Linked DNA regions of Mus musculus: region 2 is linked to region 1. A link is a loop called in an ENCODE intact Hi-C map of the cell type or tissue named here. Cell type or tissue: heart. All regions are shown on one strand. Links, peaks and the distances in the headings refer to the core of each region. The heading gives the core; the rest is flanking DNA. Region 1 overlaps Cnksr3 (Cnksr family member 3). Region 2 holds the start of Cnksr3 (Cnksr family member 3).

Evidence for each region. Hi-C counts contacts between places; a loop is a spot of excess contacts. Peaks named below come from ENCODE experiments on the same cell type or tissue, not always from the same donor. Only the 100,000 strongest peaks of a DNase experiment are listed, where the experiment ranks them.
Region 2: it touches region 1 in a loop (3-fold over the local background); 7 of 42 quality-filtered maps call a loop at or near these places.

What each region holds. Positions count from the first base shown.
Region 1 is chr10:7,156,018-7,161,395 of GRCm38, reverse strand. Cnksr3 (Cnksr family member 3) reads left to right here. Exons shown (of 13, transcript NM_172546.2): 2 at 589-752. Among named protein-coding and RNA genes, the nearest start is that of Cnksr3, 54 kb to the left of the region's middle. In heart, for the core only: no CTCF peak of the experiment used is centred there; DNase peaks (open chromatin) are centred at 2,125 and 2,535; H3K27ac peaks cover 726 bases.
Region 2 is chr10:7,209,288-7,214,665 of GRCm38, reverse strand. It overlaps Cnksr3 (Cnksr family member 3), which reads left to right and starts at 2,429. Exons shown (of 13, transcript NM_172546.2): 1 at 2,429-3,034. The coding sequence starts at 2,983. In heart, for the core only: a CTCF peak has its summit at 3,133; DNase peaks (open chromatin) are centred at 1,845, 2,395 and 3,125; H3K4me3 peaks cover 3,241 bases; H3K27ac peaks cover 2,542 bases.

The sequences.
Region 1 (5,378 bases), core at 282-5,281:
TGCCAGTTTCCCTTTCTGTATCTCATGCCTTCTGTCTTAGTTAGGGTTGTACTGCTGTGAATAGATATCATGACCTAGGTAACTCTTATAAGGACAACATTTAAGGTCCCGTGACCTCTAACTGGGCTCCGTCTTCTCGTATTTGCATATCATATATCAAGGAAGATCATGATTGGCTTTGCCTAAGTCACGTGATTGTCTCCAACTCTGGCACTGGAGCATTGTTGCCGGGCTGGCTGTGTATCAGTCACAGTTGCAAGCACCTTGATTGGTAGGCCTACTGGGAGAGGAGTGCTGTCCCCAGAGAAGGGTTGCTTAGCAAACAGATAGCATGCATTTAATACAGATATCAACGGTTCAAATCCTCGGGGGTTGGTGTTTATCCCTTTAGTTGACAGGAAATGCGAAGTGTCTGTCAGAAAGCCATGCTGCACTGGATCCATTTGAGAGTTTGCAGTGCCCACCGGGAAGGGGTCCTTCAGGTGGGACACGTGTCCAACGATTGCTAAGACTGATTTAGGTGTGGGCAATGCTTGGGGCGCTGTGACACCGTGACAGTAATGGGCTTTCCACGGTTTATTTTCCTAGGGTTGGATGACTGCCTGCAGCCATATGTGCACAAGTTTGAGCGGGAGAAGATAGACGGGGAGCAGTTGCTGAAAATCTCCCACCAGGATCTCGAGGAACTGGGGGTCACACGGATCGGCCACCAAGAGCTGGTGTTGGAGGCTGTGGATCTTCTCTGTGCACTGGTTAGTCCGGTAGAAGGTCAGCCCGTCCTCACGTTCTTAGGAGGATGGAAAGAAGTATCAGCGGACCATCAGAGAAGACAAGGCAGCTTCTAGAACGGAGGCTGGCAATTCATAAGCCGTGAGCTTAGTCTGGCACACTTGTATGCGTGCATGCGTGCATGCATATGTTTGTGTGAGTGCTCGTTTACATGTTAAATGCACATGCATGTGTGTATGTCTGTGTGGAGGATGAAGGACAATTTAGAGCTTTACCCATGGAAACGCTGTCCACCTTTGAGATAGTCTTTCATTGGCTCCAGCTCACCAGTTAGAGTAGAATATCTGACTAGTAAGCCCCAGGGGTCCTTCTGTTCCCACCTCTCCAACCCCTGGAGTTCAACTCTGTGGCCTTGAGCCTAGCTTTTATCTGTGTGCTGGGCATTGATCTTAGGGCTCATGTTTACAAGGCAAGTATTTTACCAACTGTCTGAGCCATCTTCCCTTTCTTTTCCATCTGAGTGAATGAAGGAATTTAAAAATTAGCATACAAGGTATTAGATAACATGATGTTTTTAAATAAAGCGTATTTTAGTAGATTCTCCCCTTCCCTCTCTCCCCCACCCTTGTCTTCCGTTCTCACCCTTCTTCCCTCAGACTCTTTCCCTCCTTGTTGGCACATTTATCTTTTTTGTTTACCCCACTCTCCCTCTGCACCTTTCTTTACCCTCTCTGGTCATATTTCTAGCCTCTTAGCCTTTATCCACATTTACACCCACTCACATAAACACCACACCCCCATTTGCTAATAAAGTTTTATTAGACTCAGTGTGCACAGTTGTGGATGTATTTACTATCCGAGGCTGCCTTTGTGCTGCGAGGACAGAATGGAGTCTCTAACAGAGACCACATGCCCCTCCAAAACCCAGAGTGTTTATTGTCTCATGTACAGAAAAGTGTTGTCTGTTACCAAAAAACCCCCACGTGTCTGTGTTAGGCTTATTTTCCATCTTTTATAAAGCACAGAATGATGGAGACAGCTGTTAATGGGGATGCCATTTTCAAAGTCGAAATGAAAAATGCTATATGTCCACGTCTGTTTCTGTGACTATAAAAAGCACTGTGAGTTTCACAGATACTCTGTTTAAACAACTGGTGTTTGTGCTCGACATGATCAACCAAAGAAATGGCAGCTAGATGGGCAGGAATGTGAACTTTGCTCCAGAGTTTCGCTGTAGAGGGCAGGTGTGTGAACTCTGCCCAAGTCCTGTATGGCTACACCTGTGCTTCCTAAGGAATTCATTCAGATGTGGCATAAAAACACCCATAAAGGTACTTGTTTACAAACTGGCTGGCATGGGTGGGACTCAGGTCTCTTGTCATGGTGCCACGCTTAGGAAACTGTTCACTTAACTGTCGGGGTTGGCACCCCTCCCCCTCCCCCTTTCCAGCATTCAGGCTGGTTTAGTAATGCTCTGAAGCTGAGCCAAGGGGATATACAATTACATCACCCAGAATGGTGGGAATGAGTGTGTGGGGATGCTGCCACTGCTGGTCTGCATTCCATCGATTATATAATACTTGCTGCGTTGCGAGTATTCTTTTTCTTAAAATGGACAGAGCCTTGTCTTCTGCTCTGAGACGCGCAGCTCTTGTTTAGGAGAGTAATGGGGAAATTATTTGTGGTTGATAAATGAGCTGTCACAAGGGAGACACAGTGGACAAGAGGTCTGCGTGCTGGCCGGGAAGGCAGGATTTTTGTATCCTAATCTTGGCTCTGCTCCAGGCTACTCCTTCTGCGACTCCTGGGGGAATATGGTGTCTGTTCCCCTCATCTGTACACTAACTGTCACCGTAGATGTGGCCACGCACTCGTGGGTGTTCTGCATGGCTGGGATATGCCCCGGCATCCTGTTTATTATTAAACTGTCTGCTCTTCAGAGCCAAACATGCTTGAGTTTACTTCTGTCACACTTTCCGGGAAACACAGCCTTGTAGTCTTTTCTGCTGGAATGCCCTGTGCTGTTGCGTCTGTCTTTTTGGTTGTGGTATACTTTGAGGACTAGAAAACTGCTTTGAAATTTGTAGCATGAAGACGAGGAGAACAGGTCAGCTTCCAGCAGTTATGTGTCTCAGGAGGAGGAGGAGAAATAGCAGAGGCCCCGTGGACAGTCTCTCTAAGCTTTTCTTTTTGCTTCCTCTTAAAGCGTTGCACTAAAATGAACAAAGCTGGACCCATGCCAGAACCTAAAGCTGTGTTGTATCTCCTACAATTTCCTACTAATTTCCTCTATAGACCATGCTGTGACCTCAGTCTCACCAGGGACCTACCCTGAACAGCAGTGCACCTTGACTGCCTTGCTGGGGGATGAGGGGTCGCACCCCTCCTCCAGAGTCTGCAAGTGAATGTTTTTCTGAGAGAGTCTAACACTTTATTAAATATCTTCAGTCTTCATATAATCTTCAGTAAAATACTGTTGTAACACAGCATCATTTTAGTGTTTATTTAATCTGCTGCCATGCAGATCATGGGGTGTTTACCTGAGAGTGTTTTACATTGAATAATTCATTTGCAGGTCAGTTACTGTGCAGCTGTAGTTGGCCCTGGTGCTTTAAAGAGGTTTCTAGGTAAACTAGTTTTAGTGGCTGTTGATTTTTTTTTTTTTTTTTTTTTTTGATGGACAGGAAGTAAGCAGAAGTTGGATTAAGAAAAGATGTAGGGGTAAGAAATCATTGGAAAGTTTTAGAGCAATGATAAAAGTGGATAGAATAGAGAATAACCTAAACCAGAGAGAAGGAGTCTCCAAACTCATCAATTATAGCTAGAGGGTAAGAAGGGATACCATCCCAAGTTCAAGTGCCCCCCTCCACCACTCAGGGGCAGAGGGTGACTGACATACACCATAGCTGCCCTGTTCTCTTGAGAAGGCTTTTGCCTCATCTGGCTGCTTATGTGAGGACTAACTAATTAAATAAAAGTTGGCTCTCCGTTACGCTAGCTTTATCACAAGTATTCAGTAGCTGTGGGTGCCAGTGGCCACCATATTGGAACACAAGACCGCAGACAGTTCTGTTGGACAGCATTGGTGGGAAACATTCACGGGCAGTGAGAAATGTCATGGACACCCAGGCTCTTTACCAAGTGGGTGAAGCTCTGGTTTTCTGAAGATAAAAAGGTGGAAGACAGAGGTGTTGTGAACAGGGTTGTGCCAGTGTTGAATGATGCCATCCTAGATTTGTAACAGGGGAATGGCTGTGTGGACCACCATAGCATATCTGCATTGTGCTCCCCCTCAGGCCGCTCATTGATCATCATTTACCTATAACACATCATTCAAAACAGTCTCTCTCTCTGATGGAGAGATGGTAGGCAGCAGGGGAGTTTTGCTGCTCATTTTATTCGACTTGATCTTGCTCAAGTTGATAATATACAGAAAACGATAAATGACATAGTTCTTGGGTTGCCATTTAGTAGATGTAGGCAGTGAGTTTACTTTGATTCCGTGTTACCTGGTCACATGTATTAAAATATGACCAGAGCCTGAAGCACTGGAGAGAAGAAGAGGCAAAGCTATGTATGGTACCTTTAAAGTTTAATTGCTCCTTTTTTTAGTGAATACTCTCGATAGACATCGGCACCTGGGTAGGTGACAGAGTGAGGGAGCAGTCCCTGGCATGCTGGGCATAGTCCTTCCCTTCCAAACATGTGTGTCCTGTAGATTCCTTAGCCATTCAGTTGTGAGGTTTTGACATTAAAAGCAATGATGGGAACCTATCCTTATTTCTTCTTCTCCATTGAATAAAGATATTCTATTTTAAACTTTAGGGAAAAAGCCAGTGACGGGGGAAAAAGTGAATATAAGATTTAGATAGAATATTGATGTTACTACAGGAAATATTTTGAAATTTATACAAACTTTCAAAGCTGCTGAGCCAGCTCTTCTGCCCCTCTAACTTTTTAAAATTAATGCTTTAAAACTTATTTCCATTCTATGTGTTTGGATGTTTTGTCTGCATATGTGCCCAGTGCCTGCAGAGGCAGAAGAGGGCCTTGGTTTTCCTGGGAACTGGAGTCATGATGACTGTGACCAGCCATTTGGGTGCGGAGAACAGAACATGGGTCTACTGAAGAGCAGCCGCTGACCATAACCTAACTACCAAGTCATTTCTCCAGCTCCTAAAAGTTTTTTTTTTTTTAAACTAGAAGCATTATAAATTTAAACCTCCCATAAAGTCTTTTTAAAGTTCTTTTCACTAAAGCCAAAGCTGTATGTTGTTATTAACCAGTCATTTCTTAGTGAAAGAGAAAGTTCTGCAAACTCCTGAGTATGTGTATACTATAGATGTATAGATTGTGCATGTATGCTATAGATGTATAGATTGTGCTTAATTGTTCCCTCTTTGTCCCCGACATCGAGGTGGCTGAGGGTAGCTCAGACGTGTCCTGATGTTCCAGAGCAGCTAGGTCTCAGGAATACATACTGCCCATGAATCTTTGGTTAGTTTGTACTAGGTCTGCCAGTTCTTCCTCATTCTTTTGTTTCTTTGGTTTTTGAGACACAGCATACAGCCCTGCTTGGCTTCAAACTGTCTATGCTCCTGCATCAGCTTCCTAGTTGCTGGGTGGAGTGTGTTCACCCACATACCTGG
Region 2 (5,378 bases), core at 272-5,271, 53 kb before region 1:
TTTGAATGCTGCCACATTTCTCTCACTATGGGAAGAGTTTTGAACCGGGAAGGGGCTCGAGTCTTTTTACTCGTGTGTTTACTCAGTATTTATAGTAATAACTTTGTCTCTAAAGTGCTTAGGTCCTACTTCTCAACTAATACCAATAAATTTTGAGAGACTCAAATTATTAATGTGAAACTGATTCCCAAACTCGCTGGTCCATGTCCCCTCTATACCCCCTTGGTCTTTGTCTTCTGACTAAAGGTGACAGAAGAAAACCCTTCCTGGCAAAGTCCCATGATATCCAAGAGTCACTAGCTGTGAGATCTTTAATCTTCTTCATACTCAATTCAGTATGGCAGGAGCATTTACAACATATTTTGTTGATTGAATAAATGACCTAAACACGCAAGGCGGCTGGCCAAGAAAAGGAGATGCAAGGAAACACAGAAGACTGGGTTCTTGTATCCACACTGTAACATATCAAATTCAGTCAAAAGCTTTGTCCATTTCCTAATGTTGGAGGAGCCCTGGCAGCATCAAGGCAGAAAGGAGGAAGGGTGCCCCTGCTGAAGAGTGTGGGTACCAAGGAACCACACCACCAGGGACAAGCAGGAAGAAAACTGGCAAGTGTATAACTGATCGCTTTTGCATATACACCAATTTCCATAGCTGCTTATCTAAAAATCCCTCCTCTTTGATGTGCCAAACTTTCTATGTAAAGTTTACATCTGGGCTGGCAGTCAGCACACCCTAGAACTTTCACAGGCTAACAGCTATAATTAAGGTAGAAGGCCTTATTTACATAGCAATTAGCCTGCAGGACTGGAGGAGTAAACATGTTGCTAATTCATTTAGATAGTTAATTGGTCAGAGATTTTTAACTTGGCTTTCTTTGCATATTCTGCTTATGCGCCGAGTATAGATTGTGTTATCTGTGGGATGAAATTCAGCAAACTGGACTCTGGAACTCCAGCTTTTAATGCAACAGATGCAAAGGAACAAGAGAACATTGTCAAACATCAAGGAAAATTCTACAGCGAAAGCATTTGATAGCATTTGCTCCTCTTTGTGATTCCAGGGGTTATGCAGCCAGATTCATCGTCTTTCAACTTCGTTACTACTGTGTCCCCTTTGGAAGGCAGCACTGTTTATAGATGAATTACTTGCTTGGTCATCTAATCATATAGCTATTTTCGAAACTGTAGGCACAGTTCCCACTGTGCAGAGGTCAAGATGGTTAAGGAAAGACAGATGTCAAAGATCATTTCTTAAAAAGAGGGCAGCTACTCTACCAGGAATTTTCTCATGGCCGGTGTCAAGTTTCTGGGTTGGGTAATTACTCTTGGTTAAAAAAAAAAAATCGCTATTTTTGATAGTTGTACCTCTCCATTGCATAGACGAATTGCTCAGGAAGGCTAAGACAGTGTGTACGCTGTACACCCAAAACACTCACTATACAACAGATAGCTGGGTGCTAGCAGTGATTCTCACGTGTAATAGAGAGCAGCTATCCTAACAGAGGAAATATGAACGCAGTGGTTGGTGCAGGGAAAGCAACTGCGGGTATTTACTGAATCAATAAACACTAGCCACTCCCTTACTTCAGAAGATAAGTAGTTGGAAGGGGAAGATCAGATCCAGCTCAATATACCCCAATAACAAGCAGCTTCCTCCTTGGATAGGGTTAATAGTTGCTCAGGGGAAGATGGAAATCAATAACTATAATTGAAAGAAGACTTCACTAGGGCCAAAAGAGTGTCTGCATGTGTGTGGGAGGGAGGTAAACACCGGTTATAGGGTTTTCCCCAGACCCGCGCTCTGCTTCCAAATTGAGGCTTGTAGTACAGAAAGGGCTTTCCTCTCCCTGTCAGAGGCTGAACTAGGCAAGGTTCTCTCTTTTTTTCTTTTCTTTTTTGGCTCGCTGACAACTTTCGCCTCAGGGTTAATGACTAATCTGAATCGAGCGTTAGGTCATTTTGAAAATATGACTATTACATTATGTCAAAACACAACTCAAAGAGCTGCCATTCTGGTGTTATTAAACCGAAGAGTTGATACACTGTAGCGGCCTTGGAGCAGTGGCACACCGCCATCCATTTGTCCAAAACACACACAACTGGCCTACTTTAGGAAACTTAAAAGGCTGAATAGCTAAGGCGAGATTGCGACTCGAAGCTTTTAAAAACGAGAACAGACACATCTCAAACCAACACACAAAGACAAAAAAACCTGTTTACAGGATTCAGCTGCCACTAAGCTGGGACCTCTTCGGAGCCAAGCGGCTCTCCAGGACTCAGGCTGCAGCTCCAGCCCACCCCTTGAAGAGGAAAAGTAGATCCCTGGCGTCCGGAGCTGGGACGTAGGAGGGAAAGAAACCGGAGTCTACGTCATCGCGGCCCCGCCCCTCTCACGTGTTGCTCCCGCTCCGCCCCGCCCCCTCTCTTATTCCGGCAGCGCCGAGCGGAGCAGAAACTTTGCAACCCGAGCGCGCACGCTCCGCTTTTTTCCTCCGCCCGGGCGGCCCGCGACGGTGGCGCAGGAGGTGGGACCCACTGGCGGGAAGGCTCGAGGCGGGGGCGCACGCGGAGTGGGGACCTCGGGGACGGACACCGCTCGCAGGAGCCGCGGAGGGCCAGCCGACCTAGAAGTTCCCGGCCAGAAGAGTCCCACGCCAGGGCAGCCCCGGCCTGGGGTTTGAGGTTGCAACCTGCTCCCGCTGCTGCGGTGGTTGCGGAGAAGCAGCTGTAGCAGAGAGCGGCGTCGGGGGAACTGCATCTGGACAGCGGTAGCTGCGGGGAGCAGCCGTACGGGACATAGCTGTCCCGTGCGCAGAGACCCAGGGCCGCGCTTCCCTCGCAGAAACCGCAGCGCGATGGCCCGCTGACTGCGGCCATGCAGGCTTGAGCGGACTCCCGGCACACGCAGGGGACAACCACGGGCGCAGGCTGCAGGACTCCTGTCGATTGCCTAGCCCAGCGGACAGCGAAGCTGCTTACCATGGAGCCCGTGACCAAGTGGAGCCCCAAACAAGTGGTGGACTGGACTAGAGGTGAGCGAGCCGTGGAGGACCCCCGCGCCCTACAGCCGGGGAGATGGGGCGGGCCAAGAGTTGGGCACTGGAGTGCTCTGCCCCTCCTGCCGGCGACAAAGCAAACTTCTACTGAGCGGCTTGTGCGTCTCTTTCTGGTGCGCCTGCTCCGATCGGTTTCTTTCGGTGGGGGTGCGCGTTGACTGCAGCCGACTGGACACCTATATTTAAGTCAGGGAGCTATGGGATGGCCTTTCCGTGGAAGATTGGCTGGGAATGTGGGGCTTGGGATTTGGCGCCAGGGCACTCTCTCTGCCAGTTCGGGTACGGTGGACTTGCTGCCTGTAGCCAAGCGCAGAGGCACAAGGCGTCTTTGTGTGGGTGACTGCCCCTGGCCCTGGATCTAGTAAAGGCTGCGGGCCCAGAGCAGTTCGCGGGCGTGACCTGGCAGTTGGGCAGGTAGACGAAGGCTCCTGCGGCCAGCCCAGCCTGTTTGTTTGGGTTGGAGAGGGCGAACGGGCTTTCGCGCCTGCGAGGACCCTAGCGCCAGGACTCCCGCAGAGGCAGGGACTCAGCTCTGGAGGCGCCAGGACCCCCAAGGGCGCAGCGTTTTGAGGCCAGTTAAGCACTGAGAGGGAGCCGAGTGTCTGGACTACAGTCTGGTTCTGTACAGTACTCGGGAAGAGGAAACTCAGTGGGTGCTGGACGGTGTAGCAGGAGTGGAAGGGTCCCTGTTACTTTATCTTGTCTCTCCCGTGATTGCTAGGGATAGTTGCTAGAGTTACTCAGCTCTCTTTGACCTCTTTCAATAGTACAAAGTTTACCGAAATCAACCAGTGGAATCTCAGGGGTCCCACCTCCTCACTTCAACATCTGTTTCAAGTTATCCACCCCTGCTCCCAAACCCCCATTGGTCTTCCAGGTGAAGACTTGGCTAAGCACTCTCTCTCCCTTTGTTTTTGTTCGTCTCAGTAGACGTGAGTAGTCAGTGATGCTGGTGTGTTCAGATTATCTTTCAAGCTGCCCTACCCGTCTGTGACAATGGAAACCCCATCCTGTCATTTCTCAAGCCAGTGTCTTATATAGGTCACTGGAAAGGGGCTGTCCAGGTAGTGAAGAGTCTGGTGTATGTCTGATTATCCCTGGCTTCTGGAGGAAAACACAGAATACTGTCTTAGGAAGTAGGTTTTTTCTATCGGCCAGACTTTTCCAGGACTCTCAAAGTAAAGCCATGGGAAAAAGGATGACTACATAGGCCTGAGTGACTCTGGCTGAGTGAGCAGTAAAACATGGTTAGCAGCAGTAGACTTAAGTTATTTTAAGCCCCTTCCCTTAACTTGAAGTGTAACTTGTACTGAAGACGGTACCAGGTGCTCCAGCTAGCTTGCTGAGAGGAAGCAGATGGCTTGCTTGACTACCATGGAGGGGTCCTCAGAGCCTGCTGAGCCAGTAGCTACATTTACTCTCAAGTCCTTGACATGTGGCTGATTGTTATTGCCAGGTACTAGGTATGCAATGCACAGGGTGTCTGGAGACTCAGTGTGAAGAAGGAGTAGAAAATATTAACGATTTTCCTACTTATTACATATCGATGAGATGGTATTTTGAATAAAATATACTACTAAAATTAACTCCAACTGTTTACTTTTTATTTTCTGAATTAGGGCTTCTACGTTTAGTGGTAACATGGCTCAGGCTTATGGCTCATATTCTATCTTTGTTTATGGTACTGTTCTAGTCTCATGAAGAGGTGTCAGAGGATCACGCTGGCTTTCCTGTGGCTCTGCCAGACTTGATAAGGTAACAGAAAAATGGTTAACAGGCACACAGGAGAGAGAGAGAGGCCCTCTCTCCCCTTTGTTTTTTCCTTCATTTCTCTTAGAAGGGAGAAAAATGTTAATTCTCATCCTATTATTGTCATTGATTTAAAAGGAAGAAATGTTAAAACACATTTTGGGGTACCTTTGGCTTTAAGGCTTGGTTGAGGATACTTTCATCTAGGAAAACTCTTGTGCTGCCCTGAACGAGCAGTCGTGGTGGTCGAGCTCAGGACCCCGGATGTTCACTCATTTTAGGTTACATACTGTGATGGCAACATCCAAGATTGGCCTGGATGCTTTGCATTAGAATCTTTAAATACATACATACATACAAGAAGTAGGTAAGTTAAAAGGTGGAAATTATTTGTGTTTCGATCTCCAAATAAATAAATAAGTGTACTTGCTGAACTCTTGAATGGAAGAGGCCATGTTCTTCCAGCTTTCATGACTTATTACGTGAAGGTTTCTTGCTATCATGCTGCATGGGTACTGACCTTGTAATAAGTGGTTGACAGTTGTCTGCTTCGCGGGTTGTTTTTAGCTGT